2 separate regions of the Mus musculus genome follow, and region 2 is linked to region 1. A link is a contact called in ENCODE Hi-C or POLR2A ChIA-PET data. All regions are on one chromosome and are shown on one strand. The core of a region is the stretch at or near the end of the contact, and the rest is flanking DNA. Distances in the headings are between cores, read along the strand shown. Region 1 holds the start of Camta1 (calmodulin binding transcription activator 1). Region 2 holds the start of Dnajc11 (DnaJ heat shock protein family (Hsp40) member C11).

Region 1 (4,431 bases), core at 1,009-3,508:
ATAAGAACTTTCACTCCCCACAGAATCAAGCTGAGAATACTGTCCCTAGATTCCAAATGGAAAAGTCTGGGCATTCATCAGCAAGCACTCCACACATGGGAGAAGTGCCTTTCTGCTTATTCAGTACAATACAAATGACAAATGAAGGAGTAGTGTGACATTGCTTTTATCAACGACACCTTGGCTTCTTCTAATCCTGAAGCCACCAATAACATACATGGGTAGGTATGTACAGATACACACATTCTGGCAAATTAACACTCCACCCACTCTGACCATAGAGCTGCCACCTGACCCTTCTAACTTCTTCTGGGTATGTATAGAATGCTATTGCACATATGCACAAAGTGGTCTGTGTGTGTCAACAACTGTGTCGAGCACCCAATTTCCGTGATGTCAAAGAGAACCAGAACAGCAAAAAGTAGAGAAATTGCCCCTTTGCTTGAAAGGTGCAAGATCCAAAGAAATGTTTTGATCCCACTAGAGACATACCAGGGCCAAAGGAAGATTCTGGTACAACAAGGAGCACACAAGCTACCTCTTCTCAAATGGCATGTGGGCGACAAGGGTGTCTACACTCCCTATTCTGGATAGAAAGGCATATGGCTTCTCCTTACCCAGCCAACATGAATACAATTTGAGAAAATTAGAGAAAGTCAAGGTAACAGGCTCACTAAATATGGCTGACTGGGAAACAGGAGCCATAAGGAGGGTCTGAGTTCTCTCAGAAAAAAAAAAAAAAAAGAAGAATTGGGAAGTTTATTTCCAAGAAAGATTCAAAGACTTCTTGAGAGTGGGATGCATAAAGTCTGGTTCTTTCTGCTCAGAAGACAGGAATCAGAACACCAAATTCAAGGGCACTGGACCCTTTTCCCAGTGGGATAGTGTTAACTGGTGAAGGGTGCCCCCTAAGATCCAAGAGTGAACGGGAAGCAATAGATCCTTCTTTTCCTGCAAGAAACAAGTACTGAGGTCCCTTACACTCAAGTGGTAGGCACATCGGAAGTCCTGCCTGCCCTACATCTTACTGGGGCGCCCACCCTGGCCCAGACAGGGAACTCCAAGGAGAGAGGCAGACAGCTAGGGAGAGGAGCATTGGAGCGTCCGGTTTTCCCAACAAGAAAGAGGGCAACTCGAAGGGTGTTCAGGAAATGAGCTCACCCTAACCCAGGAAAGTGTACGGAAAGAGTACAGATCTGGAAGAAGTGTCTGCCTGCCTATTTAGAAATGACTTCAGAGCTGCACAGGGCCCCACAAGCCACTGGGTGAGCTAAGAAGGAAGAACATGGGTAGCCCCGAGTCCCCTTGTCCTGGCCAAAAAAAAAAAAAAAGATTAACCCAGCGTGCAGAGGCTCCGCGGCCCCACGAGAGTCCCCTCAAAAAGGGGACAGGCTGACACGGAACCCTCAGTGCTCGGAGAGGATCGGGGTCACGGAAGGTAAAGGGCATGGCAGTGTGGAGACCCCACCCTCCCGGTAGTGAGGGTGCAAGGGCAAGTGTGGAAGAGCATGCTGTGAGGGGCGGGGAGGCCGCGCGAGGACCCCGGCCCTGCTGGGGGAGGGGTCGCCCGGGGCCTCGGCCGAGGGGCGCTCGGCACGAGGGGGGCCCCCTGGCGGGGACCCGCGCGGGGACACCCCCCACGCCGGCGCTAGGAGGCGCCGCGCGGCCCGAGGGGGGCTGTGGAGGGGAACGTCCGGCCCTGACGCCGCTACGGCCGCCGGCACCGGTGCCCGCGAGCCCCCGCGGCCCGGGAAACTTTCCGCCCCGCGGCCCCCTGACACCCCGACCGACACGGCGGGGATGCCCCGGGCCGGGTGCGGGAGGCGTCGCGGCTTCTCCTCCTCCTCGCTGGGCCCGGCCCCCGCCCCGCGCGCCCCCCGCCCCGGCCTGCCGCCCCCGGGGCTGGGTGCGGGGCGCCCCGCTCGGCCGGCCCGCGAGTCACCTCAGGACTCGGCCGCGCTCCGCCCCCCCCACCCCGCCGGCGCCCTCCCCGCGCCCGCCGCGCCCCCGCGCTCGCGCCCCGCGCCGCCGATGCCCGGGATGTCCGGCGCGGCCCCGGGCTCGCCGTGTCGCCGCCACCCTGACAGCCCCGGGCCCTCACGCTCCGGCTCTCACCTTCCGGCTTGTTTTCGGCAGCCATTTCCCCTCCGCGCGCCACATCCTCCTCCTCCTCGCGACCGGGACCCCGAGCGCGCGCCTCGTACCGCCGCCGCCGCCGGCCCAGCCACCCCGCCGCCGCCGCGCACCCGCCCTGGCCCCGCCCCGCGGCCCACGCACAGCGCCCACTGGTTGGTGCGTCTGCCAGTCACGGCTCCCGCGACCAATCGGACCGCACCAGGGGTCTCACTACTCTCCGGGAGGAGCGTCCTATCCACCCTGTCCATTGGCTGATCACCACCGCACCGACTAAAGTGATTGGCCTGGAATCAACGCCCCCTCCCCACCCACTCCCGGGAAAACCCGCCCTCCAGACCTAAACAAAGCTTCCTAGTGGACAGAGGTCGAAAGGATGGCCCAATCAGGATGAGGCTGACACGGAATATTTCCTCGAGGCCGAGACGTGGTGTTTTGATTGGACGTCACTACAGTGTTTCCCAAGCCGTCCAGACCAATCAAAGGGGGTTCCCGGAACTCGGGAACGGCTGTGGGAAGCCCCGCCCCCCAGCGTGACCGTCATGAGGAAGGCGCTCGCTCATTGGTGTGCTGGGGCTTTTCCCGCGTGCTCCGGGAGCTGAAGGACGTTCCCGGGGAAGCCGCTGCTGGCGCGTGGGGGTCCCGGTGTCTTCGGAGGACACGCTGGGATCTCCGGGATCCCGCAGCCTGCGGCGCTGGCGGGGGGCGGCCCTGCCGGAGGGATACGTAAGGCACCGAGGCGTGCCGGTTCACAGCGTTCCCGAACCGTTTAGCCGAGAGTCGGGGCGTCGCTGCCCGACACGGGGGAGGGGCGCACCTCCCGGCAGACCACGCCCCTCGGCCAAATCCCGCCCCTTCCTGGCCTCAGCCCCGCCCCCTCGGCCGGCGCAGCGTCCCCGCGGCCACCCTACGCTCCCGCCTGCCTTGCGCTCCTCTGTCCCCTTTTCTAGCGGCTTAAAATACTGAAACTTTATTTTGGTCACGTTGCCCATGTGACCGGCGGAGCCGATGAGTCATAGGTGCCTGTCCCAGGCTGCAGCCGCGGATCTAGGGCTCGGAACGCTCGACCTCGGCTAGCCTAGCCAATCCCTCCCGGGCTCCCGGCGCTTCGGTCGGGTTCCAGCCGCAGCTCCGCGCAGCTCTCCTGCCTGTAGGTCCACACCGGAGAGATTCGCACGCCCTGCAGACACAAGCCCGGGCCAGAAGAGCTGCAAAGTACTGCGCCTTCTCGAGAGAAATCAGGGGCTCTGAACGTGGCCAGAAAATAGAGGAAAGGATGGAAGGAGAGAGGGAGGGGAAGGGCAGAGTGCAGGAATTCCGCACATAGAAAAATAAAAGGGAAGGAGAAGAGGGAGGGCAAACACCATGCAGGGATTCTGCAGGTGCACTGAAGGGAAGCGGGAGGGAAGGAAGGAGAATGCACTTTAATGAAAAGCAGCTGAGCTCCAGATCCTCTCTGTAAACTTGCACTGTTTGATTCCTCAACATTTTTTTCTCTCTCTCTCCGTTTGCTACTAGCAGAAACACTGAAAAGTCGATCGAGTGTTTTGGCGTTAGGATTGATCGTCAAAGCCAGTCTGTGCCAATCCTAACAACGTGTGGTCTTCTTATGATGGTCACCGTTGAGAATTGCTTAGGTTGTTCCAAAAATAAAGATGTCCCAAAAGAATGTTTTGTATTGTATACTCATTCTTCAACAAACTTTAATTTTATGAGCCTCAAAAAAAAAGGCGAAATTTTTAACAACCAGGGTACAGTATTTTATCGATTAGCATTCTTAATAGCACTAGTGTAGACGATTTGGGAGCGGAAACCTGCCTCTGGAAACGCTGGTGGCGTTGTAAGTTAGAATAACTCTTTCAAAAAGCAATTTCACAGTATGTATTAAAAGCCGTAAAAATATCTACATCTTTTGACCTAGTAATCTTACTTCTGAGAATCTGTTCTAAGGAAATAACTCCAAATTGGGTGTGGGGTTGCTCAGTGTGTGACGGTGTTCTTCACTAATCACTGTGTTTGTTACAACAAAGAAATGAACGCTGAAGGCTGGGGAGGTGGCTCCACAGTGAGAGGCTCAATCGGCTTTCCCAGGGGACCCCAGCCCCGTTCCCAGCACCCACACTGGACAGCTCAGAACTGCCAGGGGCTCCGGCTCTAAACCACCCGTGCTCATCCCTCATATATACCACATATACCTGTACATCCCTCATTCATACACATAGTTAAAAAAATAATAACGTATTTTTTTAAGTGGACACGTCCCAAAGTGCTAATGTTGGCTGTTTAACAGATAAATTG
Region 2 (4,431 bases), core at 1,279-3,778, 72 kb after region 1:
TTCAAACATGCATCATGTGTGTATTAACCTAAGTTTTGCTTTGCCCCTAAACTACAGGTAGCTTTAGAAGGTGCCAGGCCCTGAACAATAGAGCCCTTTCAGCACTTTCTCTGGTTCCAGGAGCATGTTGGATGTGTGTTTTTTAACGTATAAATTTGTACAGCCCTTGGTTCTCATTATTTTGCCCATGGCACATCAGGGTTTTTTGGAGGGGAGAAAGGAAAACAACCAACCCTGGAAATACATCCATTCCCCCAGCTCTCCATTTGTCACAGACACTTTCCAAGGAAGTGCCGCACAAAATATCGTGGGCCCGAGAGAGGCCGGGCCCAGAGCATCCCTGAGTTGTTATTTATTTTGTCTGAGTGGTGATAAAAACCAGGCCATTCTCAATCACAGAAACACAGACCTGGGCGTCGGGAAACACGCCTCATGTTCCACTTACGTAACATCTACCAGCTGTGTTTCCTTTCCCAAGCAAAGGAGGTACTGCAAGGATTTCTCTGCCCAAGTGAGCACTGCAGGCCAGTTAATATCTACAAACCTAAGGAAAATTGAGACATCTCAACACTGTAGACACACACACACACACACACACACACACAGAGAGAGAGAGAGAGAGAGAGAGAGAGAGAGAGAGAGCCGCACCCCTTGCACGCGCATGAAATTTCAAAAACCAGAAAATGTCAGCAGGTAGTTTAGCCCTAACCACAGCTCTGCGAAGGAAGGGAGAGAAGAAAAGTCTATAAACCTGCAGGAGGAGAGCTGACGGGGCATGGCTGTGGATGCCGTCGTGTAGGGAGGCCTACCATGCTTTAACAAAATAATAAAAAGCTGCTAATTTACAACCTGGGTCAACAGCCTACTGCAGGCTGACTCCACACACCTAGATGTCTCCCGCCAAAAGATCCTAAGAGGAGTGAGCACCTTGGAAGGGACGTGACACAGGCCCAGATGGCGCACATCTGGCCAAGAATTAGGATGAGAAAGAAATCAACCTCTCCTATCTGCAGACAGGTGTCGGGGTCTCCCAGGATACCAGCTTATGACGGGCAAGCGGATGGCTGTGTGGAGGAACAACAAGGACCCCTGAGAAAAGACTCAGGTCATGTGAACCAACAGGTGGAGGGGCCTACGCTGCTGCCCACCACTTGATAACATAATTTCAAAGACACTTAAAATATTTAGATTATTGTAACCAAGACGTTTTTAATAAGGCACCAAACAGCAGGCACCAGGTTGAAATCAATTAGACTCCACTGCTAAATTATACAGGAGAAATTTCCAGCAGAATGGCTCTGAGGTAGGAACCACAGGTATATATGCACGCCAGACGCAATTAAGAACCAAATGGATATTGCCTCCTCATTTATGCGGCAGGGAAAAAAAAAAAAAAAAAAAAGGCCAGGTGCTCCTACATTCAGGGCAATGGTTAAGAAAAGACAAAACATGACAGAAACAGAAGATAAGGCAGCCTCTGTGGACCACAAAGGGTGTAGGTAACCACTTTGAAGGTTTCCTGAGCACACATAAGTCAGCAAGTGGGTCCACCAGCGGCTTCCCTTGTGGGTGGGCCCCGGGAGAGATGCGTGCCTGGGCTCAGGGTGGCTTTACAACAGACTCCAAAACAGGGGAAGGAGCTCAGCCATCCCGGGTTCGCCGCCACCCAGAACCTGGGCCATAAGGGTCTTATGAGTGTGGTGCGGCCCTGTTGAATACTAACCCTGCCCATACAGATACACACACACCACATAACCCCATCACTTTCACAGCCGTAAACACACACACAATATGTCCACTCACACCCACACCCCCACTCACACACATACACTGACCCACACTTGAACACACATTTATAAACACACATCCACAACCCCACACATACACCACAACCCCACTCACACCCCCACCACACTCTCACAAACCCCATACGTGCTCATACACACACACACACACACACACATATCCCACACTCTCACACATCCCACACTCTCATACACACACACCACACCCCCACTTAAACACACGGGACACCCCCACTCATACACCCCACCCCACTCATACCCTCATCACACTCTCACAAACCCCACACACGCTTACACACACACACACACACACACACACACTTACACACAACACTCTCACGTACACCTTACACCCTCATACACACATCCCATGCATCCACTCATACACAAACACCACACACTCGTACACACACACATGCTTGTGTACACACCCACACATGCTGGTACACACATACACAGGTTTCACACACACACACACACACACACACACACAGACTGCACACACACACACACACACACACACACACACACACACACACACACACACACGAGAGGCTGGTATACATATACACCTCCCAGCTTCCGGCCTCGGCCGCGCGGGGGCGCAGTGCGCAGGCGCGTCCCAAGGGCTGCTGTGCGGCTCCGGGCCGCCAGGGGCCGCTGTGACGTGGGCGGGAGGCGCGCGGGAAGCGCTACGCAGCGCCGGACCCTCTTAACCACGGCCTCGCCGGTTTGGCGGGGTGAAAGGTTGCGAAGATGGCGACGGCCTTGAGCGAGGAGGAGCTGGACAATGAAGACTATTACTCACTGCTGAACGTGCGCAGGGAGGTGAGGCCCGCGGCGTGGCGTCGGCGAGGCTGAGGCCCGGCTCGGTGGTTCTGGACGGTCGGACGGGCGGCTCTGGCCCCGCAGCCGCCCCGGCAAGGCCACGGCCCGGCCCGGAGGCCGCGTGACCCCGCCGCCGTGTGCGCCTGCCAGCCGTCGAGCTGCCCGCACCGCCGCGACCCTCGCGCCCCGGCGCGGGTCCAGCGTCTGCCTGGCGCTCCGCGACCCGTGCATGGCGTGCACCGTGCCCAGGCCTGGCCCGGACCCGGACCCACGTACTTGCCGGAAGGGGGACGAGGACCCCGGGGCAGCCGCTGCAGTGGGGAACCAGGTCCCACGCTTCCCCTACATACTCCTACCCTAGGCTAGAGGGTAGGGTCATCAGCCTGAGCCAGGAGCTGGGCGATCGCAGCCCTGGACAGCAAGGTCAAGGCCACAGGGAGCCTCTCCAGGGTTCGGTCGGACCCTCAATCGCTGGTGCTTCCGAAGCAGAGGCTACCCTCCCAGGCTGGCGTTCGTGTCCTCCTCCGATCCCTTGAGCCTTTGCCCAGAAATCAGAGAGCAAGACCTCTCCAGCCTCGACTCGGGGGCCGTGGATGAGCAAGAAGTGCTAGGCCAGAGACGCACCGGCGCTCTGACCGCACTTCAGCATCCAGTGCTTGCCAGTGGATTCACGCGGTCTCCTCGAGAATAAAAAGTCACCCTTGAGGTCCGCACTGTCTGGCACGTGTATACCTCGCATACGTTCTTGTTCTCTATGGCTAGTCCGCACTTGAGCTCCGTCAGAGAAGGGTTCCCGGAAAGGCTTCCAAGGTCAGGTCACGAAAGGCATTCGAGAGGTCTGTGGCTGCTGGGTCCAAGTTGTCAGTCCTTCCACACAAGTCCCAATCCTGTCTTTTAGGGTTTCTGGTAAAGATCAAAAGTAAGGGAATTGTGCTAGCCTCAGCAAAGCTAACCCAGTTGCCAGTAAAAGTTGGTCTGTGTGCTAATAACCAATATCTTTCTGAGTGTTTTCTGCACAGCCACCTGCTGAAAGAACTGACTCAGTGTCTCTTTAAATTGTGATAGGCGCTCTCATAACAATCCAGTATGAATGAGTATATATGTATGTATACATATATATGTGTGTGTGTGTACATACATATGTGTGTATATATGTATGTATACATATATACATGTGTATATATATATTCAATCCAGTAATTATAATCGAGGGAACAAACAGGTGCAATTCGTCCCTGGGCAGTCTAACTCCAGAAACCCAGCTCTTGAACTCTACTGCCTCAGTTTACCATTCCACATACAGCAAAGCTCTTTGTCTCTATACTGTGCCCTGTATCAGCCACTGCTTACCACAGAAACTCCTCCAGGAAACGTTTCCTGGACTTCCAGGTTAGCAGTTGAATGAAACTGTAGGTTTTCCCCTGAGTTGTTTTGTTTTTGTTTGTTTTTTTTCTGCCACAGGGCCTGACACAGTGTAGTGCTGGCAAGAACTCACTGTGTAGACCAGGCTAGCCTTGAACTCGCAGCGATCTGGCTGCCTCTGCCACTCAAATGCTAGGAATAAAGGCCAGAGGCACAAGGCCCAGACATTTCCTGGTTCTTGAAGAAGCAGAGTGGTAAAAGGAACCGACCTTTCTGAGATGGGTTTGCTGTTTTCTTTCCTTTTAAATCTCTGAGTTCTGACTAGTCTGGGTTGTTAGCAATTGAGCCGCCATTCTTTACCCATTTGCCAGAGCTACTGAACCTCTACCGGTCCAGGTGTTCAGGACATGTGAGCCCTCTGGGATTTCAGGGCCTT

What was found. A loop is a pair of places that touch in the nucleus more often than their neighbours do. ChIA-PET counts read pairs that join two places held with the same protein, here RNA polymerase II (POLR2A).
Region 2: a loop to region 1 is called in a map of heart, with 5 times the contacts of the local background. The contact joins the promoter of Dnajc11 here to the promoter of Camta1 in region 1. A Hi-C loop is called at or near these places in 16 of 37 maps with a recorded cell type or tissue (Patski, adrenal gland, gastrocnemius and 3 more). POLR2A ChIA-PET finds 5 or more read pairs at or near these places in 3 of 5 experiments (Patski and embryonic stem cell).

The regions. Positions count from the first base shown.
Region 1 is chr4:151,859,510-151,863,940 of GRCm38, forward strand. Camta1 (calmodulin binding transcription activator 1) reads right to left here and starts at 2,259. Exons shown (of 24, transcript NM_001081557.3): 1 at 2,116-2,259. The coding sequence starts at 2,160. The region is part of intron 2 of Gm42357 (a long non-coding RNA gene); the gene reads left to right. It overlaps 9230110K08Rik (a long non-coding RNA gene), which reads left to right and starts at 2,235. Exons shown (of 2, transcript XR_390981.3): 1 at 2,235-3,348; 2 at 3,655-3,802.
Region 2 is chr4:151,931,192-151,935,622 of GRCm38, forward strand. It overlaps Dnajc11 (DnaJ heat shock protein family (Hsp40) member C11), which reads left to right and starts at 2,529. Exons shown (of 16, transcript NM_172704.3): 1 at 2,529-2,633. The coding sequence starts at 2,562.